Regions from separate parts of the Mus musculus genome. Here region 1 is linked to region 2. The links are chromatin loops, found by intact Hi-C in ENCODE. Cell type or tissue: left cerebral cortex. All regions are shown on one strand. Links, peaks and the distances in the headings refer to the core of each region. The heading gives the core; the rest is flanking DNA.

Evidence for each region. A loop is a pair of places that touch in the nucleus more often than their neighbours do. Peaks named below come from ENCODE experiments on the same cell type or tissue, not always from the same donor. Only the 100,000 strongest peaks of a DNase experiment are listed, where the experiment ranks them.
Region 1: it touches region 2 in a loop (2.5-fold over the local background); 1 of 42 quality-filtered maps calls a loop at or near these places.

Annotation. Positions count from the first base shown.
Region 1 is chr5:75,638,619-75,654,669 of GRCm38, forward strand. Kit (KIT proto-oncogene receptor tyrosine kinase) reads left to right here. Exons shown (of 21, transcript NM_001122733.1): 9 at 347-540; 10 at 1,875-1,981; 11 at 2,081-2,207; 12 at 2,492-2,596; 13 at 2,709-2,819; 14 at 7,218-7,368; 15 at 9,130-9,218; 16 at 9,769-9,896; 17 at 10,929-11,051; 18 at 13,932-14,043; 19 at 14,139-14,238; 20 at 14,602-14,707; 21 at 15,796-16,051. The coding sequence ends at 15,927. Among named protein-coding and RNA genes, the nearest start is that of Gm32558, 29 kb to the right of the region's middle. In left cerebral cortex, for the core only: no CTCF peak of the experiment used is centred there; DNase peaks (open chromatin) are centred at 8,586, 10,287 and 10,959; H3K4me3 peaks cover 404 bases.
Region 2 is chr5:75,567,938-75,583,988 of GRCm38, forward strand. It overlaps Kit (KIT proto-oncogene receptor tyrosine kinase), which reads left to right and starts at 7,050. Exons shown (of 21, transcript NM_001122733.1): 1 at 7,050-7,181. The coding sequence starts at 7,115. In left cerebral cortex, for the core only: a CTCF peak has its summit at 7,856 (motif pointing right); DNase peaks (open chromatin) are centred at 7,050 and 7,870; H3K4me3 peaks cover 2,373 bases; H3K27ac peaks cover 1,323 bases.

The DNA.
Region 1 (16,051 bases), core at 6,998-10,997, 72 kb after region 2:
CAGGATCTGATGCTGGCAGCCATTGAGTCAATTTTTGAGTCTTTTGAGTTGGTACAGCCATAGAAACCTAACCCTGGAGAATTCATAGAACCTGGTGGAAGTCACAAGGTTGGGCACTAAGAGTCAGGATGGAAGTCCACATCCAACCTTGAAACCATCACTTCCTCTTCCCGCTCTTCTGCAGTGCCTTGCTCGCTCACAGGGCCCCAGGGATTCCCTTCTCCTCGGGCCATCCTAGGAAAGGGAGTCTGAGTTCCCCGATTTGCCATACAAGCATGCCAGCTCTAGGTGCTGCAGGCTTCTATTTGGCTTACCAGCGTAAGCCCACACTGTTCTCTTGTTGTAGGTGTACCACTCCTGTCTCACCAGTGGACGTACAGGTCCAGAATGTATCTGTGTCACCATTTGGAAAACTGGTGGTTCAGAGTTCCATAGACTCCAGCGTCTTCCGGCACAACGGCACGGTGGAGTGTAAGGCCTCCAACGATGTGGGCAAGAGTTCCGCCTTCTTTAACTTTGCATTTAAAGGTAACAACAAAGGTATATTTCCTTTTAATCCAATTTAAGGGGTGTTTAGGCTCTGTCTACCATACCATAATCTTACATCCATTCCAGTATTGGTCATATCATTTCCAGTAATACCGACAGTACAGCAGTACACCATGCTACCATCAAACGTCACAAACTCATCCCATACTAGTCTGCTGATGAAGGTTTTGCAGTTACTGATGGAATCTTAACTATTTTTCTTTCGCTGGTCTTTGTGTGTTTTTATGAACTTCTTGACAATGAGTAATATACGTACAGTCATAGTTGGGTATACACCAGTATAATTAGGACACGTTGGAAATGTTAAATTCAATTTAAAATTTCAGTTAAAATGAGTTACATTTTGCTAAACATCTGTATCGAAATGTTAACAGTATCTTTTATGTGATCTTGTCAGCAAATGTTTTCTTTTCCTGTTCTATATGTATGTGTATGTATGTATGTATGTATGTAAGTGCTTACCCATCTGCACTGTCAGAATGGTACAGAGCCCACTGCAGGCTGTGTAGATAGCCTCTATGTCTAGCTGTGACTAGGCTTCTTGTCTAGCGACTGAGTGACTAGCAGACCTTTGAAGGCATTGTGGTACACCTGAGATAAGGAAACAGGGCACTTGAGGTTTTTTAGTGCCCAGTTTCTGTGGTGTTTAGCATTGGCCATAGGACTCATGCCAAAAAGCTGTATATCCTCAGTTTCTGGATGAGGAAGGGGACGCATCATAACTCTGCTCTCTGTTGTTAATTTCCCCAGCCAGAGCAATGAAAAGGATGCTTCCAAAATGTCTTTCTTCTCTGTGGAAGACACTTACGTTCATTGTAGAAACTTTAGAAAACGTAAGAGAGCAGAAAGAAGCAAATGTAAATCACCCAGAGAGGCAGTCCATTCAGATGTAGCTTTTCATTAAAAGCAGCATAACGTTAAGTGTGTTACTTCAGGAATGTCAGTTTCTCTGTACTCTGGTTTCAACTTACATCTTTAAAGATGCCTGTGCAGCCAGTAAGGATGTGTTTGTGGGTATTGTGCTCTGCCAGAACACATGACCAGGTTCTAGTCCTAGCACCAAGAATAAATGTAGGTAGGTAGGTAGGTAGGTAGGTAGGTAGGCAGGTAGCTAGGGAGGGAGGGAGGGAGGGAGGGAGGGAGGGAGGGAGGGAGGGAGGGAGGGAGGGAGGGAGAGGGAGAGATGATGTATTTGAATACCAAGAGAAAGCTTTGTTCCCTGAATGTGCCATGAGGGAAATGGTTTAGTTTGGGATAGGTGGTGGTGGCGGCGAGGCTGTTGTCCTGCGGCTGCTGGCTCACAATCATGGTTCCCTTCCTTGCAGAGCAAATCCAGGCCCACACTCTGTTCACGCCGCTGCTCATTGGCTTTGTGGTTGCAGCTGGCGCGATGGGGATCATTGTGATGGTGCTCACCTACAAATATTTGCAGGTGAGCATTGAATTGTTCTCTTCCTGGGGACGCCAAGGCGGCAGGGCAGGCACTGATTGTTCAGCGGGTGACACATCTTTCTTTTCCTTTCTCCTCCAGAAACCCATGTATGAAGTACAATGGAAGGTTGTCGAGGAGATAAATGGAAACAATTATGTTTACATAGACCCGACGCAACTTCCTTATGATCACAAATGGGAGTTTCCCAGAAACAGGCTGAGTTTTGGTCAGTGTGAGGCAGGGGCTTTCCACGAAGAAGCCCTTTTGTGTACGCGTAACCGTGATTTTTTTTTTTTAAGGAACCCGCAGTGGCTTCCTTTGTCTTGTTTCACCTAAAACAAGAAGTGCTTTCTGTCAAACTGCACAGGAGTTGGCAGGGTTAGCAGAAAGAGCCCCGTAGAGAAGTGGCTCCAGACACACATGTCTTCCATTGCCTTGTTGATTTGGGAACCTCACAAACTGTTGGTTGGTCTTCCCACTGACATGACCCTGCCTTCTTCCTTCCTAAAGGAAAGACATTGGGAGCTGGTGCCTTCGGGAAGGTCGTTGAGGCCACTGCATATGGCTTGATTAAGTCGGATGCTGCCATGACAGTTGCCGTGAAGATGCTCAAACGTAAGTGTTTCGGGGGCACTCACCCCCTGTACCCACCACCAGTTTATCTAATAGGTTCTTCCCCCCTGCCCCCACGCTTTGTTTTGCTAAAATACATCACTTTCCCTTTTAGCAAGTGCCCATTTAACAGAAAGAGAGGCCCTAATGTCGGAACTGAAGGTCCTGAGCTACCTGGGCAATCACATGAATATTGTGAACCTGCTTGGCGCATGCACGGTGGGAGGTGAGTCTCGAGTTGCCATCTCTCTGGTTATCAAAGTATGATTTAGGCAGTGCCTAGCTATAAGCTACTTGAGAGATTTTTTTTTTTTAACCAAGCATTTTGTTCTATTTTGCTAGGTTTCGTTTTCCACAGTGTTCCTCAGAATGTAGATTTTTATAATTTCTATGCTGGGAGCCTTCAGACTCATGTCTTGTCATGATTTTGCAATGTAGGTTGTAGTTGTTCCGCTGTGTGGTCGAGTGTTGGAACTACTCATCACAGTTGTGTTTGGTACCCATTACTCAGATTCTTATTTCTCCCCTCCCTCTCCACAGTCCTAAGGACCTCTATTCTGCCCTCAGTGGATCAACATTTTAAACTCCCACAAGCTTTTGGGAACACACAAGGTTTCTCTTTATGCAGAGCCACTTACACCCCGCCTTTCCTCATTAGGCATTATATGTGTGTATTGAATTATAATACTCTCCCCCTTAAATGGCATAAGCAGTGGGGGGCAGGTAGCTTTATATAATGCGGGGGGCCGTAATCAGTCATTTGAGAGTTAATGTTGATTTTCCTTCTATAACTGAGAGTGGCCCCAGCCTCCCAGTTCTCAACTGTACACCAAGTAGATCCAGCTTTTCACTCCCACAAAAGCAAGCTGGCGGCTCTAGCCCCTAAGTCAGAGTGCCACCAAGGGTGCGCAGGCACACTGTTCTACAGAACAAAGCTGTGTAGGGTGAGCTGGTGCTGTCTGTCCTGAGAGAGCCATGGGATGGTAGGCAGCTTAGACAACGTCTCCGGACAGCCCACAGACCCGGCACTCTGCACACCATGAATTGTTCATGCGACAGTATCTACCCATGGCAATTAGTTGCCTGTTAAGTTCGGAACTGCGCTTTTAAACATCCTGAGGAACCACTCGTGTTTTCAAGTAGTCATGCTCAGAAAAACGGGCCGGCCGTTTCAGGGGTTTTTTTTTTTGTTGTTTGTTTTTGTTTTTTTTTTTTTTTTTTTTTTTTTTTTTTTTTTTTTTTTTTTTTTTTTTTGCCACTTTCCAGTATGGGCTTAGCTGGCTGTTCCCTGGTTACTTCCCTACTAGGCTTGCATCTAGGGTTCTTCATTTTCATCATAACATTATGGCGAGGACCCAGAACTGTTGCGCGCGCTCACGACCGGCCAGGAAGAACGACGCTGCTACAGGATCCTTCTGCACACGTTTATTCAGTCCTGTTTCTTCTTTCTCTATATCTCCCTTGTTTATATCTCCCTTGTTTATATCTCCCTTGTTTTTATATCTCTCTTGTTTTTATATCTCCCTTGTTTATATATCGCCCTCGTTTTTATATCTCCCTTGTTTTTATATCTCCCCTGTTTTTATATCTCCCCTGTTTTTATATCTCCCCCGAACCCTGGGCCTCTCACTCCTTTTATACTCTCTCATCCACGCACCGCAGGCCACGCCCCCTCGCCAGTCACGAGGCTTCAGCTAATCAGGGCAGCAGGGGCAAATCTCCACCAAATTGGATTCACCTGTATCCTGGTACACCTGCGCAGCACTCAAGATGTTTGTGTCTTATATGAGGAAGTCAGGTGCAAGTCATATGACTTAGCTGCAGTCCCTGGCGCCTTTGGGACTGCCGCCACACCCGCTCCCCACAATTCCCCCTTTTTTCTTTTTTGGCAGAGAGAATGTCTGTAGATAGCCCCTCGCAGCCATGCCCCTTACCCGTCCTTGGGTGACAAACAGCATTGGTTTGATCCCTGTCTTAGGTTGGTGACATGCCCAGGGAGTCTTATCACTGACTACCTCTCTATCATGCCAAGCCACTCCTGGGGAGATTGTGTTTTGCTTGCGGCAGGTGCATCAAAAGGCCAGGATGTTGATTAATCTATGGCCAGATCTTAATCGCTGCAAGCAAGCCTCATGGGTGAAGGTAGAGGTCTGATCCCCAGTGTGCAAGCATAGGGGCCCTACACAAAACCATCCCTTAGGCTCATCACCCAGAGAGGTCTTGGCCAGCTCCCCTGTCGTTTTTCCTGGGAAAAGGGAACTAGGACACTGAACCTTCATGCAATCAGACGTGCCTTCCACAGGATGCCAACAGCAAGCTATCCTCTGTGCAGTGCTTAGCCTTGCACCCCACGGCATAACGCAGCATAATTTCTTTTAGAGCGGCAAACCGAATCTGAGGAGATTGTCCCGCCTCCACTGCAGCAAAAGCCTATGCTACCATGGCGAAAGTGCGGGCCGCACACTCTGCACCTAACACATGTGCCAAACACAAAACACACACACACTATAACAAGCATACATCCCAGGGCTCTCATCCCCGCTCATCTTCCCTGAAGCAAGGGATAGATGGCCAGAGGGGCTATATCTTTAAGGGGAATTCAGGGATCAAAAAGCGATCTCCCATCTCGGCTCCATCCTTTATGCTTGTGGGATCATCCACCACATCCACAGGGGCAACTGGATCAGGAGCCTCATTCTTGCAGCGTCTCACCAATCTCTCCGGCACCCAAAGAGGTTCCATCTGGTCCTGTGGAAACACACAAACAGACCCTCTCGCCCACGTCAACACCAGATCTGGTCGATCCTCTCCAAATCTCCGGACAGAAGGTCCACCTACAGGTGGCTGCTGAGGAGGCATAGGGAGGCGGCACAAAAGCTAATTCGCCTTCCTCCTCCGCCTCAGCTCTTTTATTTTGTCCTTTCTGTCCACCTGATAACACTGTGTCTCCTTTCTTTTTCCTTTTTCTTTTTAAGCCCTTCTCCTCTTCCGACATACTTTCTTGTTGTTCTATAAGGATTTTCTGACCTGTCTTGACTGCCTCTACACACAGTTTCAAACAGTAACAGAGTCCATATATCAGAACAAACAAGACCAAAACTATCAGACCTACCCACAAAGGGTCAATGGGAGAAAAAAGCATAACTACACAGCGAGGATCTATTGATCACTACACTGAGGTTATCATAGTTCCTTAACTTGTCCCCAAACAGGGAACCTTAACTTGTCCCAAAGCCGGGAACCTTTTGTTACCTTGTGCCTGCTTCCTGGCAACTTTATGCTCGCCTCTATTTTATCCGAGGTCCTTCCCAAACTCCTGGGTTACTTTGTGCCTACTTCCTGGCAACTTTATGCTCACCTCTATTTTATCGAGGTCCTTCCCAAACTCCTGGGGTCACAAGTTTCACTCACCGTGAACTTACCCTGCCAGCAACCACTGACTGCTGAAAGTTCTGAACTCGGTGGGGGAGTCGGTTCCCCGTACGGGCCACCAATTGTTGCGCCTGCTCTCGACCAGCAAGAACGACGCGACCACCAGTCCTTCTAACAGCAGTTTATTCAGTCTTCATCTTTCTTCTTTCTCTTCATCAGTACCGTTCCCCAGCTGAAGAGTTCTGAATCCACGCCAGATCCTTCTCAACAGTCTGTTTTACAGGAACACTTCATTAACCACTCCTTCCCCGTGATGCAGTTCTGAATCCTCCCTGTAGTAGGGGGTCTTCGCTCATGCCTGAAGATGTTTCTTGTCCCGGGTTTCGGCACCACTTGTTGCGTGCGCCCAACTGGCCAGGAAGAACGACGCTGCTACAGGATCCTTCTGCACACGTTTATTCAGTCCTGTTTCTTCTTTCTCTATATCTCCCTTGTTTATATCTCCCTTGTTTATATCTCCCTTGTTTTTATATCTCTCTTGTTTTTATATCTCCCTTGTTTATATATCGCCCTCGTTTTTATATCTCCCTTGTTTTTATATCTCCCCTGTTTTTATATCTCCCCTGTTTTTATATCTCCCCCGAACCCTGGGCCTCTCACTCCTTTTATACTCTCTCATCCACGCACCGCAGGCCACGCCCCCTCGCCAGTCACGAGGCTTCAGCTAATCAGGGCAGCAGGGGCAAATCTCCACCAAATTGGATTCACCTGTATCCTGGTACACCTGCGCAGCACTCAAGATGTTTGTGTCTTATATGAGGAAGTCAGGTGCAAGTCATATGACTTAGCTGCAGTCCCTGGCGCCTTTGGGACTGCCGCCACACCCGCTCCCCACACAGAACCCTGCCTACCGTACACAGCAGTGAATCAAAGGCTTCCTGTAGGGAGCTTGATCATAGTTGAGCCTTTGAAAGTATTCACTTGTGGCTACTGAGCCAGCCATCACGCCTGTCCCCTAATGTCACTTAGACATCCAGGTAGAAAGGGGCTTGCTTGTGCTACTTCACTCAGCACAATGCTGCCTTTTTTGATGAGCGGTGTTAACAGATAGAATTATGTTGGGACTAAGAAGGCTTAGCCACTGAATCTGAATGTTAATAGCCGCGGTCACCCATGGGTATTTTTACAGGAGGCGGGATTATCTAAGGTATATCATCTTGCCTATACCTAACATTGTCTTCTATCCTCATAGGGCCCACCCTGGTCATTACAGAATATTGTTGCTATGGTGATCTTTTGAATTTTTTGAGAAGGAAGCGTGACTCGTTTATTTTCTCAAAGCAAGAAGAGCAGGCAGAAGCGGCACTTTATAAGAACCTTCTGCACTCAACGGAGCCTTCCTGGTAAGGCTGATTTGCATAAACAGTCAGCTGTTGACAGGCAGTTCATGGGGTCATAAGGGTTTGCAATCAAGGCTGATTCTTTTAAAAAATGAGCAGAGGTGCTCCTAGGTGTGAAATCAGAATTATTAAATTGTTTAAGCGTGATTAACTATTCCGGAAGTTCAGATAGTAGTACCCTTGAAGATTCAAATTGAGATTTGTCACTGATTTCTCTTAAATGTGTGTCTCTGTCCTTCCTTCAGCCTTAGTCCTGTGGGATTGGATGTGTCACTACTTGTAGGGAAGAGGAGAAAGGCTGTCCTATGGTGGTTAAGTCCTGGAGACTGCGCAGACTGGCCAAGACCACCCAGCATATGTAGACTACTAGTTATCAGCATTGTTTTGGCATCCGAGTCTCTCCCCGCCCCTGGTCCCATCCCATGCCCCATCATTTTACTGCATTATAGTCACATCACTATCAAAGAACGTTGTTTGAATTCTGGACCTCATCGACATTATTCTCATGGACGATGATGCAAAGGATGATGGATGTATATGCAGGTTCAAGAGCCTTGGAGGAAACCTAGTTTGATGCACAACCAGAGTAGAAGTCATGGCTGTGGCTTGTCCATCCTTTCTTCCCCAATGTGCTTGAGACCCTTCAGGCCCAGTGGATATCATAATTGCCCCCTCGTATTTTATACTGCTTCCATTGTGGAGCGGATCTTACCTCTGTTTCATGTTTACTCTAAGCCCCGGGTTCAAATCCCAGCACCAGAAACTAATATCATGAAATGCCATACCAACTGTCTTTAAATGGCAGGATTTTGTCTTTGGAGGCCTTAAATCCAGGCTTCCAAGGAGACCTCAGTTAATGGGCGATTACCATCGCCCAGTGTAGCCTTTGCCACCACTAAAGCTTAAAGTCCCAAGAGAAGCCTCATGCTTTCATTTCAGTCCTGTAATTTTGAGTTGTTTAACATGGTACTAAAATGCCACCAAAACCCACCTTTTGTTAGTTGTTCTTGGACATAGACTCCTCATACGGAGGCAAGAGCCTCTTTGCCTTGTCTGGAGACTGGGCCCTGTGGTGGTTTTTTTGTTTTTTGTTTTTTAAACTTTCTGAAATAATGGCCTGAATCGGTCCATCCTGTGTGATGTTCTTTGCGCTTTGGGATCCCATATGGGTTTGGAGCCACCAGCACGCTCTGAAGGAGGTTGTTGTCATGGTGTTTCTATGCTAATCAGAGGCAGGAAGTACTAGAAATCTTGAAGAGTCTCCAGCCAAATGTTGCAGATTCAAGAGGTCCAGATGGTCTAGAAAATCATCCAAATTATTGGTGTTTATCTGAACCAAACTTGGGTTTTTTCAAACCTTCTTCCCTTCGTGGCTGTGTTCACCATCTCCCCCCTCAAATGTCTTCGAAGTGCCTGTTGACTTTCCATTTGTCTGAGTAGGGGCTAATTTAGAGTCTGAAGTAACCTGAGGTAACATTTTTTAGCTCTGTTTTTCCCCATTGAATTCTAACTGGATTCCCCCCCCCCCAAGACATTTAATTCCCTGAGAATTGGACCTTAGCGTTGAATGGCAAATATATGTATCCCACAGAACCTGATTTTGAAACTTTATTCAAGGCTTGCATTGCTTTTCTTGCCCTGGAGTCAGTGCTGCACGGTGAAGTGGGTGAGAACGGGAACCTGGCCTGGCAGTGCCATGGCCCCCACCTGCCTCACAAGTCCAGTCCCTTCAGTTCTGACACGGGTCTCGCATCTCTCCTGCAGTGACAGTTCAAATGAATATATGGACATGAAGCCTGGCGTTTCCTACGTGGTGCCAACCAAGACAGACAAGAGGAGATCCGCAAGAATAGGTGGGTACCCACCAACTAGCCAGAGCAGCTTAACACGCTGGGGTTGTAATCAAATCTTGTTCCTTTTTTTTTTTTTTTTTCTCTTGTCTCAGGGAGAGGGCTTAGGGGTCAGGGGCTGAGTCTGAAGAAACATGGGGCAGGGATTGTGCCTCTTTCCCACTAACTGAAGCGAGTACAGCATTCCCTGGAAGGAGCTACCGGTGGCAAAGGAAATTGGCCGGTGGCAGTTAACAGTACACAAGCAAAAGCACATGTTTTTATATCTACTATCTCACTGTTACAGTTGTGAGATTTTGAAGATAGACCCCCCCCCCCCCCATCATCCTAAGGTTTCTGGAACCCAGCTGGGGATGATCAGATAGCTATTGGCTTTGTGTCTACCATTGTTCCTCCCTGGGGAGGTGACTGGCCTGGGAGTCGACACTGCTTATCCACTGCTAGCTTTGATACTAAGGCTGCTTCTCCTCTCCTTACCACTAAGGGTTTTTTGGTTCTTGTTTTGTTTTTTTTTTTGTTTTTTGTTTTTTTTTCCTTGCTATCTTCCTAATAGACTCGTACATAGAAAGAGACGTGACTCCTGCCATCATGGAAGATGACGAGCTGGCTCTGGACCTGGATGATTTGCTGAGCTTCTCCTACCAGGTGGCCAAGGGCATGGCGTTCCTCGCCTCCAAGAATGTAAGTGGCATGGAGTCTCATGAGAGGAGCACGGCATCCTTTTTTTTTTTTTTTTTTTTTTTTTTTAAAGCCTTGAACATTTCCTAGTCCTAGTTAGAATTCAGAGTGTCATTTTGAAGTGTGGTAACCGAAAGCAGGGGAAAATTTCGTTTCTTCACGTTCCAACTTCTGTCTCTTTGGAATTCCTGTTCTAATTTCTAAGCTTGAAAGCGCAAACCTGTCTAAATGAGCCTCCATGAATATTCTTTTATATGCAGTGAGTTCATTTAAAAGCTTTAAGATGTAGGATGCGCTTCTAGAAAATAGAAGGATAGTGGTTTTATCAGAAAATGGGGGAGCCAGGAGTGTGACTCCCTCACTGTTACTGTGCCTGGTAAGGCATATGACTGTGTATGTGAGACCCACGTACTGTGTATGTGTATGTGACTCACAGAGGATCAGGACATGAGAAGGGGTCAGAGAGAGCATGGAGCAGCTAGGGAAAGGATAGAGACGGGAAGAGAGGGATGGCACGGGATGAAAGTGTTCCGGGGAGGAAGGTGTGGCCAAGAGTGAGGTCACAGTGGCTCTTCTAGTGACATTCCCAGGTAACTACCAAGCTAAAAGACAGGCTGAAATGAAAGACCCTCTTCCTTGTGTCCTTGGGAGAAGACGTCAAGTTGAAGCTGTGAAACTTTTTTTTTTTTTTTTTTTTTGGAGAAAACGTTCAAAGAGATGCATACAAAATGAACTTTCATTTTAGAAATGGGATTTGACTATTTATAATGCATTTTCCTGTGAATGGAAGGAAGGGAGAAAGACGTTTATTAAAATTGGGTTGGAAAGCAATTATAGTCATTAGAGCCCCGATCCTGTGAAACACAAAACGGGAATATCACTTGCACCATAATTTTTATTTTCGGTGTGCTAAATACTTTAAAACGAAAGTTTCTTTTTTTTTTTCATGTAAACACCATTGTAGTATTAAAATCATCTTCTCTCGGAGAGCTGAAATGAATGGCTGTTGCTGTCTTTCCTTTTCTCCCCCAACAGTGTATTCACAGAGATTTGGCAGCCAGGAATATCCTCCTCACTCACGGGCGGATCACAAAGATTTGCGATTTCGGGCTAGCCAGAGACATCAGGAATGATTCGAATTACGTGGTCAAAGGAAATGTGAGTACCTTTCTCCATCTCATGAGTCTACCCAGGGTGCTTTGGTATCCAGTCTTGATTCTAAATTGTTTTCTATGATCATTACAACTCCTACCTTGTAATGTCACATGTTAGTACCACTAAGGCTTGTTAATAGAATTTTTAGCTATAATTGTATAATTGGGGGTGTGCGAAATAAACAAAAATAGCCTTAATTTTTCACGATAGGCTGAAACTAGCAATCCATTTGATTTTGCTCAACTATAACAAATGTAGACCTGAAGGTCACGGTAGGCTTTCTCCCCGCTTCGTTTGAAATACTATGTGGAAATGACTACAGTCTAAGATGGTGTTAGAGTTAGCTGTATGCAATACTAGGATGCTTGGGTCTCTTAATCAATATAGGGCTATTAAGTAGATTCATAAGTAATGGTTGGTTTGTGGGACACAGTGAAGTTTTCAAAGTGCCAGCCTTCTGTAACCTCAGAACAAACCTTAGAACATGTTGTCTTCCAATGTTTATAGTGGAAGAAACTAAGGTCCAGTATAGTTCAGTGATTTATATCTGAGATAGCTAGTCAGCAGGGTCCACTGGGTAGGGAAGGCCATAACCTCCTAGATATATATTCTTAGGTGCGTTTTTCCCCTCAGCCCATTTGAACAGTCCATATTTATTCCTGGAGGTCAATTTTTGTGTCTGTCGTGATAACGCAGTTCCTTCTCGTTCATCACCGTGGCGGCAGCATCTCTGTTGGTAGGCTGTGCATGACTTGGTTTTGTAAGGAAGGGTATTGCTGGCTTTATATCCTGGCTCAGTCATACAGTTCTGAAGAGACTGTCAAGGTCAGATTTTTTTTTTCCAGGAGGTTTGATGAAATCAACTTCCTGGCTTAATATTCGAAGGAAGATGGGAAATGCTTCAGTATTCCAGGATAAAGGAGCAAAATAAGGAAATGGGGTGTCTGGGCCCAGGCTGGCCGAGTTCCAGCCTGGTCCCATTTAACGGGGGTGGGACCGAGTCAGTACTTGTAGGAGTTACTACATGGCAGAGTTCTCAGAACAGGGCCAGGCCCATTCTCCTGCTTTGTGTTTTGAAATCCAAACCATCAGGACAGAGGTTGTGCCCAGAACCTTCCTAGCTCAGTCTGTAGTTGACAAGTCTAGCCGTTGAACTGGCCAATTATTTGAGAAAGTTTCAAACAAGGGAAATGTATGTGACGCGGCGCTGCATGGAATTTTAAGTGTAGTCATTGTAAAGTCCCTTTGTTCTCTGAAAGATCTTTCAGAGTTGTGAATTCTTAATTATTTTCCACGCTGGGCTCTGAGTCTACGGGCCTATGGGCCCCTTGTCAGAATACCATTTCAGATGAATGGAATACTTATATTTAGCCAAGAAAAGCAGACTCTGTCGAATGACCGTTGTATCGAATTCTGTAAAGCAAATTTAGTGGTAGACGATGGGCGCGCTTCTTTATTACACGGAGCAACATATCATAAAGGCTGTTGTGATTTTCAAAGGGACTGCGAATGGAAGTTTTCTTTTGTAATTCCTGTAAATACTGCGATGGGACGTGAAGTGTCTGCTGTGAAGGACAAGCCACAGAGCCTCTTTTACTGCTTTGTCTAGTTTTAGACAACCCTAGATTTCACTTAGAAGTTAATTTTTAGATACCCAGGCCCCTTGAATTCAAGACACTAATAGATCCTCACTTAACACTCCTGTGGAGAACGCAGCATAAAGTCTGGGGATAGATAGTAGATGGTTTTTATAGTTTGAGAATCATCTCCTCCCTCAACCCTCCACCCCCACCCCCACCCCCCACGCTAAAACAACTTCAACCCTAGAAGGGCTCTCTTCCTACTGTTCAGTCGTAAACGGATTTAAAGGATTGATTCTGCCTCATGTGACAGATTAATATCCAGAAATCCTGATAGACTGTAAGAGGCAAGGTCAGAGTAAGCTTGGCCTGACCGAGTGGAAGGAACTGGAATGTCTCCTGACATAAGCACTAACTGTGCGCGCTCGCGCGCGTGCACACGCGCGCGCACACACACACACACCACAGAGATCAGACACAGCTCATCAGTGCCTGCTAGTCTGGGTAAATCTTAATGAGCTGGACGTTGGTAGGCATTTTTTTATCCTGCATTGCCTCAGTTGTCCCATGAAATAACAACTCCTGGTATTTGAAGTTATTTTTGTTTTGCAAAAGATGATTCTGGGCCTGGCTTATCCGTGTTTAGGTAACTTCTCTAGTAGGTGCGTGAGGGGTGCACTTGTGTCAGAGGTCCAAGAGTGAATGGGAAGGGATTTGGGGCCAGGCAGAGAATTCTGAAACAACACTTAGCACTGAACCCTTCTGCCTCTCTGTTTTGTCATTCCTACATGTAGCCCTCCTCATTCTGGTCAAAGATGACCGGACCAACAGCCAGCCGTCATGGTATAAGGCAGATGTGTGAAGGGATGCCACTAGAAAGACTATATATATATGGTGTATAAAACCACAGTATTTTAAGTGTTTTTTTTTCCTCATGCCACTGCATAAAATTTAGATCTTAGCAGCTAAAACTAAGTGGTCTGGCTATAGCTTGCTGCAAAGCAGTCTGGGAAATGTAGTTATAGTTGGGAGAGGCCATATATGTTGTTGACAAAAAAAAAAAAAAAAAAAGAAGAAGAAGAAGAAAGTTGCTAGTTGAGGCCATTACTAGAAGGAAGGTTAGAACCCCTGGACTTCTCTGCTCTTAGTTTACTGTCCTATACTGACTCAACACCCCTATTTTAAAGGGAGATATTAGAATTTTGAATTATAAGTAGGGGAGGTGGCTGGAGGTCACAAGGTTTAAGGTCCTCGTCTATCGCTGTCTTCATTAGCTGCTTGAATTTGCTGTGTTCCGTTCTAGGCACGACTGCCCGTGAAGTGGATGGCACCAGAGAGCATTTTCAGCTGCGTGTACACATTTGAAAGTGATGTCTGGTCCTATGGGATTTTCCTCTGGGAGCTCTTCTCCTTAGGTAAAATGTTCCTTACCCAAGATGCCCTCACTGTCTAAAAGCTTCTGTCGTCTCCCGCCCACATGGACACTGATTTGCCACCTCTCTGCACCCAGGAAGCAGCCCCTACCCAGGGATGCCGGTCGACTCCAAGTTCTACAAGATGATCAAGGAAGGCTTCCGGATGGTCAGCCCGGAGCACGCGCCTGCCGAAATGTAAGGACTCACAAGCCTTTTCTTCTGATAATGTCCTTTTGAAAGACAGAAATGTTGACAGTCTTTGCTAGCAGGGTTTGAAATGTCACTCACTTGGTTCTTGGGCCACCCGCGCTCAAATGTCATGGCTGTGGTTCTTTTCATAATCTCTTGTCACCAACAGCACCGAAGCTTTTGACAGTATCTCACACACACGGGGTCTTATTCTCTGTATGTCACTCACGCGCTATGCACATCCTGGCACAGGCCCCCAGATTTGTTATTGAAGTTGTCATGTGCTGGGCAGCAGAAAGCAGGTTAAGGGAACCAGGAGTGACAAACAATGTCCCCTCCCCTTCCCACCCCTCCTCTCTGCTTCTGCAGGTATGACGTCATGAAGACTTGCTGGGACGCTGACCCCTTGAAAAGGCCAACATTCAAGCAGGTTGTCCAACTTATTGAGAAGCAGATCTCGGACAGCACCAAGCACGTGAGTTAATGGGCCAGGCCTGGAATCCTCTTTCTCCTTACTCTAGGGTCACAGACACCTCAGGCTTCAAAGGACAAGGACCAATCTCTCCCACCTCCCTTCCTGGTTGAATTATAAGCTGGGCTTCCTTCTGCGGGTGGAAGGAAAACAATGCAAGCCCATTCTTTCTGCTTCCTCCCACCCACCTCCACCCCTGTTCTCATCCAGAGAGATGTGAGATGGGGGAGGGGCTGGGGCTGGGGTTCTGCTGTGTGGCATTAGATGGTGTCATAAGGTCTGGCCGTGCTTCCTCCCAGTCCTGGAATGTTGATCATGGGACTGTCTGGTCTCCTCACGTGGCAGGGCCAGTCACCCTGGGTGGGTTGAGGTGAACTGGAATGAAAGTCATGGCTTTCGTAGCTTGTTACAACAGTCAAGTGAACTTTAAAACAGCCGGAAGGAACCAGCCAGCCGCCGCAATGGCTGGGATGCCCGCAGCTGTGTAGAAGGGTTGGCTGTTTGAACTTAGGACATCCCTCTCAGTAATGTGGGGAGTGCGGAATGAACTAAAGCCATTGTTTCCTCTCTTGCTTCTAAGGAGGAATTGGCCATGTTTACTGGGACCAGACTCCATTTAAGCCGCCCTCCCCCTCCCCTGAGCCATCTGCGGGAACTATCTTTCCTAATAGCGCAACACTGATCTTTTCGAGTTAGCACTTGTTCTGAGGGGCATCAAGGCACATTTCAAATGAAACGCCACTTTCCACCCAAGTGCTTTTGATTCCTGACAAACCACCTTTGGAAGAGCCATGGGTGCCACTGCAAATTACACCAGCCCTTGGGTTGCAGTTGGCTCTAGGGATCCTCAGATCTTCTTCACAGGCTAGCTAGTACTTGCTTTCAGACACACCCCAGCCGAAGAGAAACATTGCAGGCAGTGTTGTACCTCATTCTCGAAATGATTTACCTGGGGAAACTGAGGTATAAGCCCCATCTTGATTTTTGACCACTCTTCCTTGTCTTCAGGATTCTGCAACAGTTGAGCGGGCCCCATTTGCTGGGTTTTGTCACCAAGCCGCTGTATTTGACCGTGGGCTCTTTCTCTGCAGATTTACTCCAACTTGGCAAACTGCAACCCCAACCCAGAGAACCCCGTGGTGGTGGACCATTCCGTGAGGGTCAACTCGGTGGGCAGCAGCGCCTCTTCTACGCAGCCCCTGCTCGTGCACGAAGATGCCTGAGCAGAAACCCAAGTCCAACAGGCTTTGCTGCTGTCTCCGACCCCGTCCTTCTGGCTTCTGTGATGGTTACTTGGTTTCCCTTTGACTTGCATCCTATTCCAGGGTAGCGAGTTCCCCACCCCAC
Region 2 (16,051 bases), core at 5,428-9,427:
GAAGTCTGCTTGCCAGGGTGGTGCAGAAATGCTTCGCCCACTAAGGCATCTTGCTAGCCTTATTTTTTATTTCTTATTTGTGGCTGGGTTTCTGTGAAGATATATAGATTTTGATTGGCTCTCTTTTTGATGCCAGAACGGGGGCAACACAGAAGTCCATAAAATCAAAAAAGTGTCCCAAAGAGCTAAGACAAAGAGGTTTGTTTTATAGACAGAAAAAGACTAAAGAAAGTTAAAAATAAGAACCAGGCTTGTCATATCTATGTTACTGTCCTTGCAAGGTAAGGACAGGAAGTCAGTCCAGGAGAAAACCTGGTGAACAGTAGGTTGCTTCAGGTTATCTTTGTGTGATCGGAGCAGAGGGGACTCTCTTATGTGTTATCTGCGTCTGGCTGACACAACCGGTAAGGGAAACCAGACTGCAGTCACTCCAAGCTTTTTTGGAGAAGGGTCACCACACAGCCTAGCTTCAGTCTGGTAATGTCGGATTTTAGCTCCAGTGGCTCTATATTGATTTTTTTAGTCTTGTCTGTCAGATCTGGTCCGAAACAATGGCTTCCTGTAATTTTCATTTACCATGCCGGTCCTTTCCATGTGGGCAACTCCCTTAGGAGACCACATCTGCCCTCTGCGTTCCTTGTCACACACTTGCAATGGACTAAGCTCAGCCAGATCCAGGCTGCAACGGCCTCTCTGTGACTGCTCTAGTGTGGAGCTCCAGGCCTTCGTGTTTGGCTAGATGCGTGACTCTTCCCACCCTGCTCTTCCTACCGAGCTTCCTCATCTTTTAACTCATCCTTCCTCACTGTTTTCAAGATCTTACCCCATCTGGCTACTTTAGAGTCCATTAGCTGTCGCTCTTGTTCTTCACATTCTGAAAGCCAGTTTCTTGTCTCAAGCTCTCTGAGGGGGGTTGGGGGTAGGTACTTCTCGTCGTTTGCCCAGTCAGTCTCCTTCCTCTCTTTCCCCTTGTCATCTTCTTGGTCCTGCAGAATCTAATGGCCACCTCTCTGAGGACGCCTCTTGGGGTCGCCGCGTGTATGATTTAGGTGCTCCTTGGGCTTCATCACGCAGTGAGTAACTTTTAGAAAACACTATCAATGTGGTCCTTGCCACGCCCACGTGGTTCTCTTCTTTCACTGGGAGTTCCATGAGGGCTTCAGCCTCCAAGTTTCCTTGGGCTTCGTTTTCTACGGACCTCATACAGTACATCTGGCACACCGAAGAGACACCGAATGGAAGCCGCAGACGAGACTGGTCTCACAAGCCATGAGGTGCCCTTGTGAGCCTGGTGTCTCAGTGTGCGTCATATATGCACGTCCTTAACTTCACGGATAGAAGATTTTCAGATGACCGTTGATAAAGCAAGGACTACTTAACAACAAAGTTGAATGGGCTTACACTGGCGCTGTAAGTGGCGCGGCAGCATTAAAGGTCCGTTAGGAACACTTCCGGTCTGGAAGACCAAAACAAACAAACAAACAAACAAACAAAAAACCCTCTCTGGCTTCTCCGTTGAGCAGGGTTAATGATCGAGCTAAGGGGCCAGCACACAGGAAGGTGGGACCGCCCCTAGGAAGATGCGTTTGCCTTAAGCCATGCTACAGAGATAGGCAGACTAATTATCCTTTAGTAAAGTAATGGACTTTTCCTTCCCAGGATTCTCTGACTCAGTCTGTAGAGGATCACTGATATGTGACTTCATAAGTAGGCCAGAAAAGCACCACGTTTTCTTTTTCTTATTTCTACCTCTGTCCTAAGAATGCTTTCCCCAGCACTTTGGGCTTCATGCTCTCTCAAGACCCACTCCCTACCCTGCGGCCATGTGCTGATCTCTCCACGTTGACTTTTTTCTTCTGCTTTTCATTTTTACAGCTGCCGAGATTTACCGCTGGTCTCTCTCAGGGCTGGGGGTGGGTGGTTGTGTGGAGCAAGAGGAGTGGGGTCGGGGGTTCTTTTAAACTCTAATAATAGTGTCTAAAAGCTTCCCTTTGAGCCTGCTCTTAAATTCTTTTATCAACGGAAACTAAGAACCGTTAGAAGAGATCCCAGTTTCCCTGGTATCATCAGGTGACTACAAGGGGATTCTCCCAAAGTTTCTGGAAACGTAACTTCTTCACTTCACTTCTAGGAACTAACCTAGATAAATACTCAGAGGCAAGCAATCCTCACCAGGATGTTCATGAGCAAGTATTTCATGGTGGCTAAAAACACTGAAAAAGAAATGCACGAACGAGGACTGTAGAGATAGCTCACTAAGGAGAGCATAGATCAGCTGCTCTTCCAGAGCCGCTAGCAGTTCCCAACAGTCTGTAACTCTAGTTTCAGAGGATTCCCCCCACCCCTGCCCGCCCCCCCCCCGCCCACCTCCAGGTGCGCTATGCACACAAGCATTGCACAGACATAGAAACAGGCAAAGCACCCATAGGCATAAAGTAAAATCTATTTAAAACATTCAGAGATATTTAAAGTGCTCAGAATTATGGTACAGCCATAGAACAGAGTCCTAAGTGATGTGGAGCAACATTCATATTACTTACAAAAAACATGGGTTAAAAATAAACTAATGTAGTACAATCTTAAATCATACAAAGAGAAAAACCTCACCCATGTTCAGAGAAAAGATGGGGGGTTGGGAGGGACATTAAAATGAGCTATTTGATGTTGACAACTTGATTGATTTTCATTTTGTTCCTTTTGATTGTTGGTATTTCCTAAATCATCTACAATAAATGTCCTTACTTTTAGAATCCAAACGATTAAAAGCAAAAAGCTGGCCGTGGCACATCGCCTGTAGCGCCAGCACTTGTGAGGCAGAGGCAGAAGGATCAGGAGTTCAAAGCCATCCTCAGCTGCATAGTGAAGTCAACTTAGAAATTTTGGTTGTGTGAGACTATAGTTAACAACAACAATGCAATAACAACAAAAGTTTCTTGCTATGTAGCCTTGGCTGGCCTATAATTCCTATGTAGACCAGGCTGGACTCGAACTCACAGATTGGTCTGCCTCTGCCTTCTGTGGTCTGGGATTAAAGATGTGTGCCACCATGCTGGGTTCAAATGTCTTTTGATCTTTCTGTGCAGCATTATTTATCTTTCTAGTGAAAAACTTACATCTTCCTTTGGACACATATCCTTCACTATTTTGGATTATAGAATATAGGTGAAGTTGACCTCCGACCCCAACTCCTTTGGAGGATGGGTATATGAAACACATCTAGCCAATCACTGCTTTCTTTTTTTGACATAGGGTCTTCCTATATCTCCCTAGCTGACATGAAACTCACTACACAGACCAGGCTGGCCTTGAACTCACAGAAATCTGCAAGCCTCTGTCTCCCAAGTACTGCCACCACATCCAGCTTCAATGGATGTCTTTTACTGATGAGCAAGTGACCTAAGACCAGTAAGTGAAGCTCTATCACTGCTTTTATAGAAGAGGCTGATGGGACAGAAGAGCTGTGCTCTGTTGGCAGTAGGATGCTGGAAGCCTAGCTGCTTGAGCACACAACACCAACAGAGCAACACAAAGCAGGTGTCCATGAAGGCTGGAGATGGAGGGGGAAACCTATTCACATCCAACACACACACACACACACACACACACACACACACACACACACCCCACTGTCGTCACCACCATTCCCATTCAAATCCTGACAGCTTTGAGTTCTCGGATGCAGGAGAATGTGCAATGAAAGCATCCTTGAGCCATTCAGGGGTAAGCACCCCAAAACGCTGCTTTCTTTTTTTGCTTGTTTAAGTCAGTTTGCAATATATTGCTACAATTTGGCACTCAACAGCCCCTCACTAAAATAATGACAAAGGACAGAAAAACACATAAAACACAATCACGACAGCATCTAGGGTTATCACAAAATATAGTACAGAACTGGCCCATCCGTTCTCCCTGAGAGAGAAAACAGTTCCATCTTTGAAAATGTTCAGTTGGACAGTGCTTATCTGTAACGTGGTTCATTCCCATAGCCCTGCACTAATAGCACCTTGCACATGTCTTCTTGCAGTACAAAGCAGGCAGGGGGTCCTATTGAAAATAGCTAACAACCCTAAAAGCACAGGTCCTGGAGGCTCTCTGCTGTGCGCAGCGTTCAACCTGTAATTGCTGGCTCTAAGGAGATGTGAGGTGGGTGTCTCAGGAGTGGGTTGGAACACGGGGCCACTTAGGAATGTGCTTAGGGGGTGGCTTTTAAAAACAAATCAGTGCAATAAGATTTCAATATTCTACTAGCCAATATGGCCTGTGGAGTGTCCTGGCTCAACATGAGTTCTATTCTCAGATGTTATTGCCTCTTATCAGAACGGCTGTTTTCCCCATCACATGGTGAATTCCTACAGGCGGGGATCTTGTCTTATTAATTTGTGTGTAGGCCTTGGTGCCTACTGGCAAGTCCTGGGCATTCAATAATGTTTGTTGAGTGGTAAACGCTGATGACAATTTAGAACAGTATAATTCCCTACTCTGCTTTTATTTTTTTTCCGAACAGAAATTTCTTGCCTGGAATTAAATTGCAATATGGTTTCCTTTTCAACACACTTCTGGAGATGCTATCTTCTCCAATGTCAGTTGATTGAACAAGAAAAAATGTAATTTTTCCTCTCTCAGGCATAATGTTAATCTTTTAACTCATAGTCTCATAGTAGCTTTTTTTTTTTTCTTAACACAAGATGGATTTAGAAGTAAGTCAAGATCCTAGAAGTTTAGGAGTATTGAGTGCTATCACTTACGTCTGTCAACCCAAGAGGAAAGTGTAGCTCGATGCCCCTCTGCAACTGCATGACCAGAACTGGTTACAAGGATGCTGGGCAGGGCTCCCATCTCAGATCCCACGGATGGTGAGCACGGGGCCACATCTACTAACAGTGCCTCGCTCCTCCTTGCTGGCCTGAAGGTGCTCCAAAGTGCACTTTTTAAGGAAGGGACACATTAAGTGGTGTCAGGAGAGGCAGTTATATACCTGGGTCATTTGATCATTCTCTAGTACTGACACATTTTAAGTGAATAGTTTGGAAAATGAATTTTCTTAAGCCTGTCAATATCCGAAAGGATGGCTTCAATATTAAATGATGTCAGAAAGCTGGGAAGTGATATATTATTCTTGATGATACTCAATGAGGCCATGTGTATTTAAATTGTTATTTTCCCCAGTGATTATCTCCCTTTTATTTTTCCATTCTTAAAAATATTATTTGTATTATCTATCCATCCATCTATCTATTTATCTACTCATCCATCTATCCATCCATCCACCCACCTATCTACCTACCTTCCAATTTATTACATTTTTGTGGTGGTGTGTGTCTGCCCTAGTTTACACTTTTAAGCATTCTGTAGGGCTGTTTAATCCATTTGTCAGGATGCCAGTGAGACCACTCATTTGGACCGTCTAGGGCTCTTGCTACCAAGCTGGAAGGTGCCTGAGTCCCAGGACCTATACAGTGGAGAGAAAGAACACACTCTTCAAAGTTGTTCTCTGACACCCACATGAAGCACCTTCAATAAACAAATAATAAATAAGTAAACAAATTATAAAAAAATATGTGGGGAAACGATACCAGAAAAAATATTGGTTTGAGGTCTCACACTTAAACACTATTAAGTGTACAATCTTGGGACTTAAAGAACCCCCAAAACAAACGTTTATCTTCTCTACTTCATAACGTTAACTGTAGACCCGGATACTATAAAAACCCAGATTGTTACTGTCCACCCCCGGATAGCCACAGTGACTGTGAAATGTCCCTAGGTAGAAATTGTCTTAAGAGAATTACTTTAGGAGTTGGAGAGTTGGGTCAATTAGTTAAGAACAAGAAAGTTGGCGCATGACTTTAATCCCAGCACTTGGGAGGCAGAGGCAGGCGAATTTCTGAGTTCGAGGCAGCCTGGTCTACAAAGTGAGTTCCAGGACAGCCAGTAACCCTGTCTCGAAACAAACAAACAAACAAACAAAGAAACAAACAAAGAACAAGAGTAGTTGGGCTCCAGGCACCCACAAGATGATACACAAGCATCCGTAACTCTAGTTTCAGGAGATCTGACATCCTTCTGACCTCCCTGGGCACTAGTCACACACGTGGCACACACACATATTCATGTAAGTAAAACACTCATACACATTAAAAAAAAACTTTAAAAGGAAATTATTTTGCTTTTATCTTGCTCCTAAGGCAGACCACAGTCGGATCGAGTTGGGGAAAGGGGGACTCAGAGGGGATGGGGCGGGGGGGGGGTGTTGAGGGTGAGATTAAAAAAATAATTAACACAAGAGAAAAGGCACCCAAATGCAAATAGGTTTTAAAAACCGAGTTTCAAAGCTAACTCCTTCACAGGATGCCTCTGTAGTCCACTGGCCCAGTTTCCACAAGTCTCAGCAGGAGCTTGGCTGGGTGGAGGTCCACGCTGGCCAATAGAAATCAGCTGTATTCTTACAGGTTTCGCAGCAGGTGGAGAAACTGAGCATGAAAAATTACTTAAACGTGGGCTCGGTCTTTTACTGAGGTCAGGGGTGCCACGATCCGTCCTCCTCTACCAACAGGAACAGAAATAAATGTTGGGGACCCAGTTTCCTAATCCCTTCGCCCGGCAATCCCGACTAGTAACACCTCCACCATAAGCCGAATATATTCTCCCCGCTCCGGAGCTTGCTGGAGGGACCGGTGGTTGTCCTTTATTGTCTAGGGAGCACCTGCCAGGTGGCTGGCCCGTACCTAATGCGCTCGTGGCGCTGGGCTTCACAAAGCGCGGGCAGCACCTGCGTGGCCAGCCAGCCGCCTGGACTGAAGGACCACCGATGGAGGGAGAGTGCTAGGAGGAAGAGGATCCAGGGTGGAGGGCCTGTGGGGGCTCCTGGTCTTAGAGGGCACAGCGCCCCCGGGATCAGCTTATTGCAGCCCGAGAGCCCCGGGCACTAGGCAGCGGGAGGGAGTGCGACCCGGGCGGGAGAAGGGAGGGGCGTGGCCACGAGCTGGGAGGAGGGCTGGAGGAGGGGCTGTCGCGCGCCGCTAGTGGCTCTGGGGGCTCGGCTTTGCCGCGCTCGGTGCACTTGGGCGAGAGCTGTAGCAGAGAGAGGAGCTCAGAGTCTAGCGCAGCCACCGCGATGAGAGGCGCTCGCGGCGCCTGGGATCTGCTCTGCGTCCTGTTGGTCCTGCTCCGTGGCCAGACAGGTGGGAAAGAGCGGCAGACAAGAGGACTGCACCCTCTGTGGGCGCAGCCCGGGTCCGGGAGGGGTGCCACCTGGGTGCGTCCGGAGTGGTAGCTGTTGGCTTTTCCCATGCCTACCACCTCGAAGGTGGTAGGCGGCCGCGGGACTCTGGTGGCCCGCCTCGCTCACCTGAGCTGAGAGACCTCAGCCCGGGTGGTGGAGACCCGGGGCCGAGGGTCTTCTGGGAACCCAGGCAGCGAGCTGCAGGCTGCGGGCGAGTTTGGTGATGCTTTTGTGCCGACTGCGCGCGGGTGGCAGGGGCGGGCGGCCTCGGGCTTCGCACCGAGAGCGTCCTCTCTCCGAGCGAGGTGCGGCCACGGCTTCCTTTTTGTTAAAAGTTGCGCGTGGGTGACCGACGCCTGGGACAACCAGCCCACGGGTCCCGGACACACGCCGGGCAAAGTTGGAGAGCCTTTTCTTGCGGCCGCTGCTTCCCCACCTCGGGCGCTCTTTGTGCACAGTGCTGGGGACGCAACTGCAGCCGCTCTCATCGTGCGCGGCGCCACCCGAGGAGACGAATCTCGGGCTTGCTTGCCCCCACCCAACTCCGTTTTTTGCACGGGGAGCACGCGGCGTGAGGCTCTGGGGCGGGACCCCACGAGCCTGTAGGTGGCGGCTATGGGGACAACTTGAGCCGGGCGTGTGGCGAGCAGCCGCTAGGTTGCAGACTTTTTCCTTTTGTAAATCTCGTGCTAGGGGCTCGCCCCTCTCTGCAGCCGCACGGTGTTCGTTGCTGCCACGCGCCAGGGAGCTGCTGTAGCCTACGTTGGTCGCCAGCTTCTGGGAATCAGGGACTGCGTGCGGGGACGCAGCTGTTCTTGCCACCTCGTGCGCGCTGGACCAGGACCGAGTCAGTTCTCCCCAGCTTTGGAAACCTCTGGTTTCAGTGTATGCGACTTGTAATCGCAGGTGGCCGTTTTTTTTTTTTTTTTTTTTTTTTGGAGGGGAATCCCGAGATCCAGAAACCCTCTCCCACGTGATAGCCATACTCAGGGCTGCCTGGGGAGGCTAGGGGGTGGGGGAGAAGGGGTAAGCTTTCTGCAAATAGCATTTGTTTCTTCAAGCTGTTGGGAAAATCTTGTTACCTTTTGCAGGGTAACTTGGGTCTCAAGATCTTAAGGTTCCGGAGCTCCTCAGCCCTGCCCCTTTTTTTGCCAGGTGTCGCTGGTGCACTGCCCGTGCAGGTTGCCTGCTTAGTCCTGAAGCCCTGCTCCCTCCTAGGTCATTTTCAAAACAAAAACCAGAAACCCTTTTAGGTTACCTTGATGCTATAGGCTAGAGACAATCTGCACGCTGCAATAAGGCGTCAGATGGCCAGCATCTCTGTGACCTGTTTTGAGCCCACCGCTGACTGCGTTTTCCAGATCTCACTCCCTAGATGCTTTTGAAAGGCTGGGAGAGGGCTTTTTTTTTGTGGGGGAAGTCTTGCATCTGGACCTCTGCGCGCACAGAAGAGGGGTCACCAAGGGTCACAAATGAGTGTTCAGATTCCTAGGCATATTTGACCACTTAGCTGAAAATGACCCCAGTGATCTTTTACGTTTTCCACCTTGTTCTGCTTTAGAGCAAGGTGGAACGCCACAAAGATCACAGTTCCCTTTTGAAAACAGAAACGAGTCAATGGTTTGCATTTTCCCCCTGATTAGTCTGCTCTGGCCAATAACTTTTTGGCAGAGGGAATTTGAAGGTCTGATTCCTGGCACAGGGTGTGTTGTAATTCCTTTCTCTGTCTCTCCCGTTTCAGGCCTCCTTTTCAGCCATTCTGCCTCCTTGGTTTTGTGCCCTTGGGCGGTCATTTAAATTGGGAGTGGGTGTGTGTTGGGGGGGACTTTGGTTTCCACGGAAGGTACTTGAAGACATTTGCATCACGAAGGATCTGAGGAGTTCACAATTTCAGAAAGCAGCTTTCTTGTCTAAGGGCCTTTTGGGGTGTGTGTGTGTGTGTGTGTGTGTGTGTGTGTGTGTTACGGTTTTGCTCCAGGCTTTGCAGGAAGCAGTTTTGTGTTTTTGTTTATGCTGTAACCTTTGGAGGGCTAACCAGTGCCTGCTCTGCAGTAACCCCTCCTTCCGGGGCATTCACAGTGGGTTTACAGCTCAACAGGATGGTCCTAGAACAGTGAATCAGACCTCCTCCCCCTCCCCACACCCCCTGTTCCTGCAGGTGCAAGTCCCTAGTCATTCATGGTCATTCACGCACCTGGCATTCTGGCTTACGATCCTGCTGGAGATAATCTGATAGTTCCTTGAAGAGATCCTCAATAATTCCACGTCTCCCCCATTCTGGGCTCTCCCCATCCATCCACACATTCGTATGACGTTATAAATCATGTATGCCATGCTTTTGCAACACTCTTCCTACTGTGCTTTAAATATCATATCATGGATGTGTTTTGTGCATACTTGGGGCTTCACAATCAGTAAATGTCTGCAAGGCTCCCCATACTGAGGGCTTTGCCTGCCATTTCTGTACTCAGGGGCCCAGGAGGTTAGACCACTACAGTGTCTATTCCTATTCCACCATTGTTTTCCAATTGGAGAATAAGTCACTTGCCCAAAACAGCCAGTGAAGGAACCGGAGCTCAGCTCCGTGTGCCCAACTGTGCATCCATTATACAACTCACCAGAATCTGATGTAAAGTAAGACAAAAGTATTTAATGAGTGGTTACTATAAGTCCATCCTGTTAGAGGTTCTGGGGGCCCAGGACTGCTGCTTTGGCTAAGAGGACTTCAGGTGACCTGTCTTAGCACATTTTGGTCTTTTCAATTTGAGTGGGTTAATTTGCTATGAGGATCCACTACTGTATAGTTTGGGTAGGGGTGTTTAAGACTATCATGAAGGTTTTGGTGGGGAAAAGGGAAGATAAGTTATCTCTAAAATGAAGTTGAAAACCATTCCCAGCCCCCCTCAAATAGCAAGGACTACAGCATTATATATGTGTCCCTGATAACTGGCTGGTGATCTCAGTGGCTGTTTACCGTGTGACCAAGTACGGTGAAATACAGTGACCACTCACCGCAGTCCCAGAGGAGACTCTCATCAGGAGTGTTTTGTGGGCTTCCCTGTCGCTCACTGAAGTTGCAGATGTTGTTTTGGTCATGGGTTTTTGCCACTGTTGTTGACAGTCCTTAGAAGTTACTCTTAGGAGTCTTGAGTCATTTCCTCCAGGATCCTCCAGCCGATTAAAGAAAGGGCGCGAGGAAATGAGCCAAACCAGCCATGCTGCTGTCCAGAGCAATTCTTAGCTGGATCTAGGTGGCAAGAGCACAGTCTCCTTTCTCCAGAATGAATTAGGTTCAAGAGTTGGCAGGCTGGGGTGTGGAAAGTGCTGTAGTCATGTGTGGTAACTTTTCCAAAAGTGGGATTAAAAGACATTTATCGGGATCCAAGTATGCAAAATTTCATATGCAGCTTCAACAGCACCAGTCGGTATTTTCACGGGGCAAGCAGAGCTTGGAAGGAAGTTGCCAGTGGGAGGGAGACATTGGAATGGAGGGCTAATTAATCCAGCAAGGCTCTTGTTGAAAAAAAAAAAAAAAACGTAGGAGAGAGAGAGAGAGACCTGGGAGCAAGACTGGCCCCCTGGCTCAGATTGCTGGCTGTTTGGGGGGATGGATGTGTGAGCCATCATCCGACTTCAGTCTCTGAGAAAGAAAGTTGTTTGAAGTCAGTAGCCAGCTCGTGGGCATGCTTGTTCGACTGACTGGATGCTTCTAGAAAACACGGGAGACGGTGCCTACTGAGTGTTCCGACCTGATCATTTCTCCACCTATCCCATGCTTCCGGTTCCCTCTTGGCTGTGGCACGTGCTCCCGTGTACAACTTGACGGCTAGGCTTCCAGCCGGTCTACAGAATGTAACTAAGTTTGATTACTATTTAGGGCAGGTGGCATCGGAGTTAAGAGCTTGGTTTCTGGAATTAACATCTGTGAGTTCTAATCCCAGAATCCCACTTACTGACTATGTGATCAGGGACCAGATGTTTAACCCTCCTGAGGGTCGCTTTCCACATCTGTATAAGGGGGAAGGGGGTCAGGGTGCAGAAGCTGGGGGGTGATTGCTGGAGGTTCTGTGTGAGGTGCGCTTAGTGCGGGAGCCCCTCAGAGGAAGTGGGTGGTCTCCAGCGCACTTGGATTTTATCACCCTCTTTCAGCTTAGTCTCTTAGAGAAAAAAACCACAAGTGGTCTAAAAGAAGATTACACAGCTTGTACTTTTTGGCTTTTTTGTTTTTGGTATTAAGATGAAATTTATGCCTCGATGACTAGGTTTTTAAAAAAAAATCTGCTGATGCGTGCTGCCTTCCCTACCTCTGTAGTTAGCATCCCCTTATTTGACTTCCCACCAAAGGGCAGAGTTTGGGATAAAAGTTTGGGGATCAAGAATCCAGGCAAACCCCTCCTCTGGTCCCAGGGGCCTTTTATTAGACATAAGTGGCTTCGCAGACACAGAATTGGAGGGGTTTTCCTGGACTACTTCCCCAGGAGTACAGGACCCTCACGAACTTGCCCTTGGCTGGGTTCTGACCCACAGCAGGCTGGAAACCACTGCCTTAACGGCTCTGCCACTCTCTGGACCAAGCTTTAAGCACAGGCAAGGCTAGCAAACACTGTATATCAGTTTAACGAAGTTTATCAATCCCCTGCTGGGGCCTCACAGGGACAGCAGATAGGAGGGTGGGAGGGACACTGGGGGGGTGCATATGCACGGGGGTGAGGGATGGTAGCATTTTTAAAGAGAGGAGCCTCAAGTCTAGTTGGGCGGTATTAGCAGAGACTAGGGGACAGTAGACACCCGCACAGGAGGTCTTACTTTGAGATAAGACAGCACGCACCTCACAGAAGGGGAGCGAACATCTGCCGCTGTGATAGTTGGAAGAGTTAAGGGAGACTGCGTGAGATGTGCAGATCTTGAGGAACATCTAGTCTTTGGTCTGGTCAGATGGCTGAAGGTTAAGGAAATGGAGGATAAGAAGGTAGAAATGTGGCCCCAGATTAGATTAGCCTCAAGGAATGGGGAGGGAGGGCGTTTACTTAGGGTTGAGCTTGGTCCAGATTGTGAAGAAGGCCTTGAAGGCCAGGCCAAGGTGGACTTGACTGGGAACAAGGTCACCAGTTGGAGCCACCTGCTTTGCCTTCTGTCCAATTAAGCGCAGTGTGGAGCAAAGCCATGACCTGCTCCAAAACGTGGGCTATCTTTATGATAGGAGGTCAAGATGAAGGCAGAGGGTTTTGTTGCTGTTGTTGTTAGTTCGTTTTTTGATTTTTAACTAAAATGTGTTTATCCTAAAATCGGCCCCTTTAACTTTTTGGAATGCACAGTTCAGGGTAGTTAGTACACTCACATTGTTATGAAACTAGCATTATCACTTCATCTTGCAAAACTGAAATGTTGTGCCTATTAGAGAACTCCTCACCCACCCCCTGGCTGGACTGTTCTGTGTGTCTGGTCTAAGTAGACCCCACAATGGTTGCCTTCTTCTGGTTGGCTTATTTTAGTACCGTAGCGTTTTCGGGGGTCTTCTGTGGGTGTAAGGCCAGAATGTCATGTTTATTTGTAGTTTTTGAGACAGGTTTTGCCATGTTGACCAAACCAACTTAACTCCTAATAGTCCTGCCTGTCTCTCTAGTGCCAGGAGGACATGCATGTGCCACCAGACCTGGCCAGGGTTCCCTCCTTTCAAGGCTGAATAGTTTTCCTTCTGTTGTATGTCGGTTGTTTCTCTGTCCACAGCTGGTGGGCACTTGGGCTAGCTCTAACTTCTGGAGACTGTGATTGATCTTTCAAGGGGATGCTTTGGAGGGCTATTATAGAACGGGTGTCTCACCTCAGAATGTGAGGCGCGTGCTCGTGGGAAAGAGCACAGAAGGACAACTCATTTGTACTCTTAGTGGTACCGGACAAAGGATGGGAAGCCCTGTCCGTTAGCTGTACTCTGGAAATGAGAGAGAAAGCCCGAGAGACCCAAGGGCATGCAGTTTGCACGACCTGCCATGCACCTAGAAGGGAAGGAGAACTGGGGTTCAGCTGGTGTAGGTCCCTGGGAGTAGTGGTGGATGGTGGCGGGTAGGGGTCACAGGGCAGGCTGAGAGTGAGACGAGGCTCTTTGAGGGAAAGAGCAAGGTACTACTGGGCCCCACTGGGCTTGGGTTACATTTAACTCAGACTCAATTTCACAGACACAAAGCTTGCTGTCAATGAAATTCTTTTTTGGGTCAGGTCCATGTAAGAAATAAATGAAACCCCAAAGTCCCAAGCTCTGACTCAACGCTATTATGAGAGGATTTGGGGGATTATAGAGAACTCTTGTGTTAAGTGTGTCCCGGTCGTATGAGAGAAAGAGAGATGTCACGAAAGGAACTGTCCAGTGGAGGCAGGAATAAAACGGGTGTTTTGGGCGTAGACACTGACACAGAGCTGATGAGCAGTTTGGGAAAGCAAGTCCTTTGAAGGCAATGTAAAGAAATTGGATTTATTAGTCCTGGCGATGATAAGGGGAGGAAGGTTGGTTTAGTGGCCGTTAGTCTTCAAGTATTTATAGTCTCTGACAAGAATGGTACTAGTTGCCAGTGGCTTCATTGCTTCAGAAGAAAACTGGGATTTTTTTTTTTTGAAAAAAAATTTTTTTAATTGTGGGCTGAAAAAGACTACCATGGTTGGTTAATCTCTGCAGGAGATAGGAGGAAAGCCAGATGTCATTTTGATATGGTCCTATCCCGCCTAATTCAGTTTGGCTTGATGTCCCTTTTATGGTCTGCAATCCTTGTAATGTAGTTTGGAAATGGGAAAATAGCTGGCTATGTTTGTTTCCTCCCTTGGTTGGCTGTGTGGTGTTTCTCAGATGTAGTGTGAAGACTCATAGGTCTTTGGCTCCATGGAAAACAGCCAGTGAGGAAGCCACAGCCTAAAAATAGGTTATTGATCTGTTGGGGGTCGGTCATCTAACCACGGAGCAAACCGTGCCTCGAAGTGAGTGGAGTGCCAAGATAAGGGAACGGAGGAAGTCTGAGGTCTAGAGAGATCCATCCTCACCTATGGGTGGAGGTGTGCTGTTGGGGTCTCCCTTGTGGTGGAATCACCCTGCACTGTGGTCAGGCAGAAAAACGCTCAGCTGGATGCAGGATGCTTGGCAGGGATGTAGGACCTGAATGCAGGATGCTCAGCCGTGATGTAGGATTCAGGATGCAGAACCACCCTTCTTTTCTGTTTTTTTGTTTTGTTTTGTTTTGTTTTGGTTTTGGTTTTGGTTTTTGGTTTTTCGAGACAGGGTTTCTCTGTGTAGCCCTGGCTGTCCTGGAACTCACTTTGTAGACCAGGCTGGCCTCGAACTCAGAAATCCACCTGCCTCTGCCTTCCAAGTGCTGGGATTAAAGGCGTGCGCTACCACCACCCGGCTCTCCTTTTCTGTTGATGGCTTGGGGTGCCTTGCTCCTTCTGTGGCTTGCCCATGACTCTTCGTCCCATCCTCCCTTCCCTTTGGGCATTCCACAGTCATGATTCAAAGTCACAGAGTAGATCAACCAGGGATCTGGAGTAAGGTGGGAGAGACCCCAGTCCTGCTTGTTCACTAGCTTCTGGTCAATAACATTGTGTAAGAATGAATGATGATATGTGTAAGGTGGGGGGGTCTAAGGGGCATCAGGGATGGGCAGACCCACTGGAATGCCAGGTGTCGGCACATTTAGTTGACAGTCTGGTCATATGCCTTACAGCTGGGTTAGAAGGCAAGGCTTCACTCCTTGAGTAGAACGGTGGGTTCAGAGGCATTCTGGGGACCTGAAATAAATCTTGAAGAGGGGGCCTGCCATTCAGTCAGTGTCTGAACAGCAAAAGTGTTGAGTGAGCCAAGAGGCTCCCGTAGAAAGACACTCTGGAAGATGAGGGTGCAAGGTGATAGGGCTAAGCTTTAGGGTACCTGGATTTTTCAGACTCCTTCAGAGATGGAAGCGCTTCCCACAATGCCATATGCGATGCTTTTTTTTTTTTTTTTTTTTTTTGGTAAATGAAATCTGGTCGAGTAATTGCCTATTCAGAGAAATAACTTTTAAAAAATGGAAAAGTATGCATCGTGCTTGTGCGTGTGGTTATGTCTGTGTATGTATCATGCAAATCCAGTTCGGGTTTGAACTGAGTTGTTTTTGAGTCCGTGGCTAATTACACGGCTCCTCGTTGCTACTCCCAGCCATGATTACAGATATCTGAACACCTGACAGTGGCAAAGAGCTGACTTCCCATCCTTCGATTATTGACAAAACTCTAGTGAGATGAGAAATAGGGTATGCAACAGGTTTTAAAAGAAGCCTTTTTAAAATTTTGAATTCTTTTGAACTTGCAAACCAAAGGATGGGCAAGACCTTTTGTAAGGTCTTTGCTGGGGCTGGCATGCACCAGGTCTTACCTGATTCCATGGCCACTCCTGTCTTAGGCTCTTAGGTATACTGCGGGGGCCTCTCTCTAAAACAGTATTGGGGAGAATGGTAGGTCATAGGCAGTCCATATATCCAGGAATGAGCGCATTTCTGGGTGTATGGACTGTACTTTGTTTGGAGTTTACTGGCAGAGATGGGCAGAATACTGTCACCTAGGAGAAGATGTAGGTCCTTGACCCTTACCTGGGAATAATACCTCACCCTTGACCTAGAGGGTCACTAGGAAATGAAACAGAGGGGATCCTCTTGTCTCTACCTTCGCCTGTGTCTTCAGTCTGCGAGGCAGAACATCCAGCTTGCCTCAGATGACTTGAGGTGTTTCAAAGGCTTAGGAGGGGGCACTCCCAAACGTTCTGACACTACCTGTAATTTGTATATAATAGTCTACCCTTAAGTGGAGAGATTG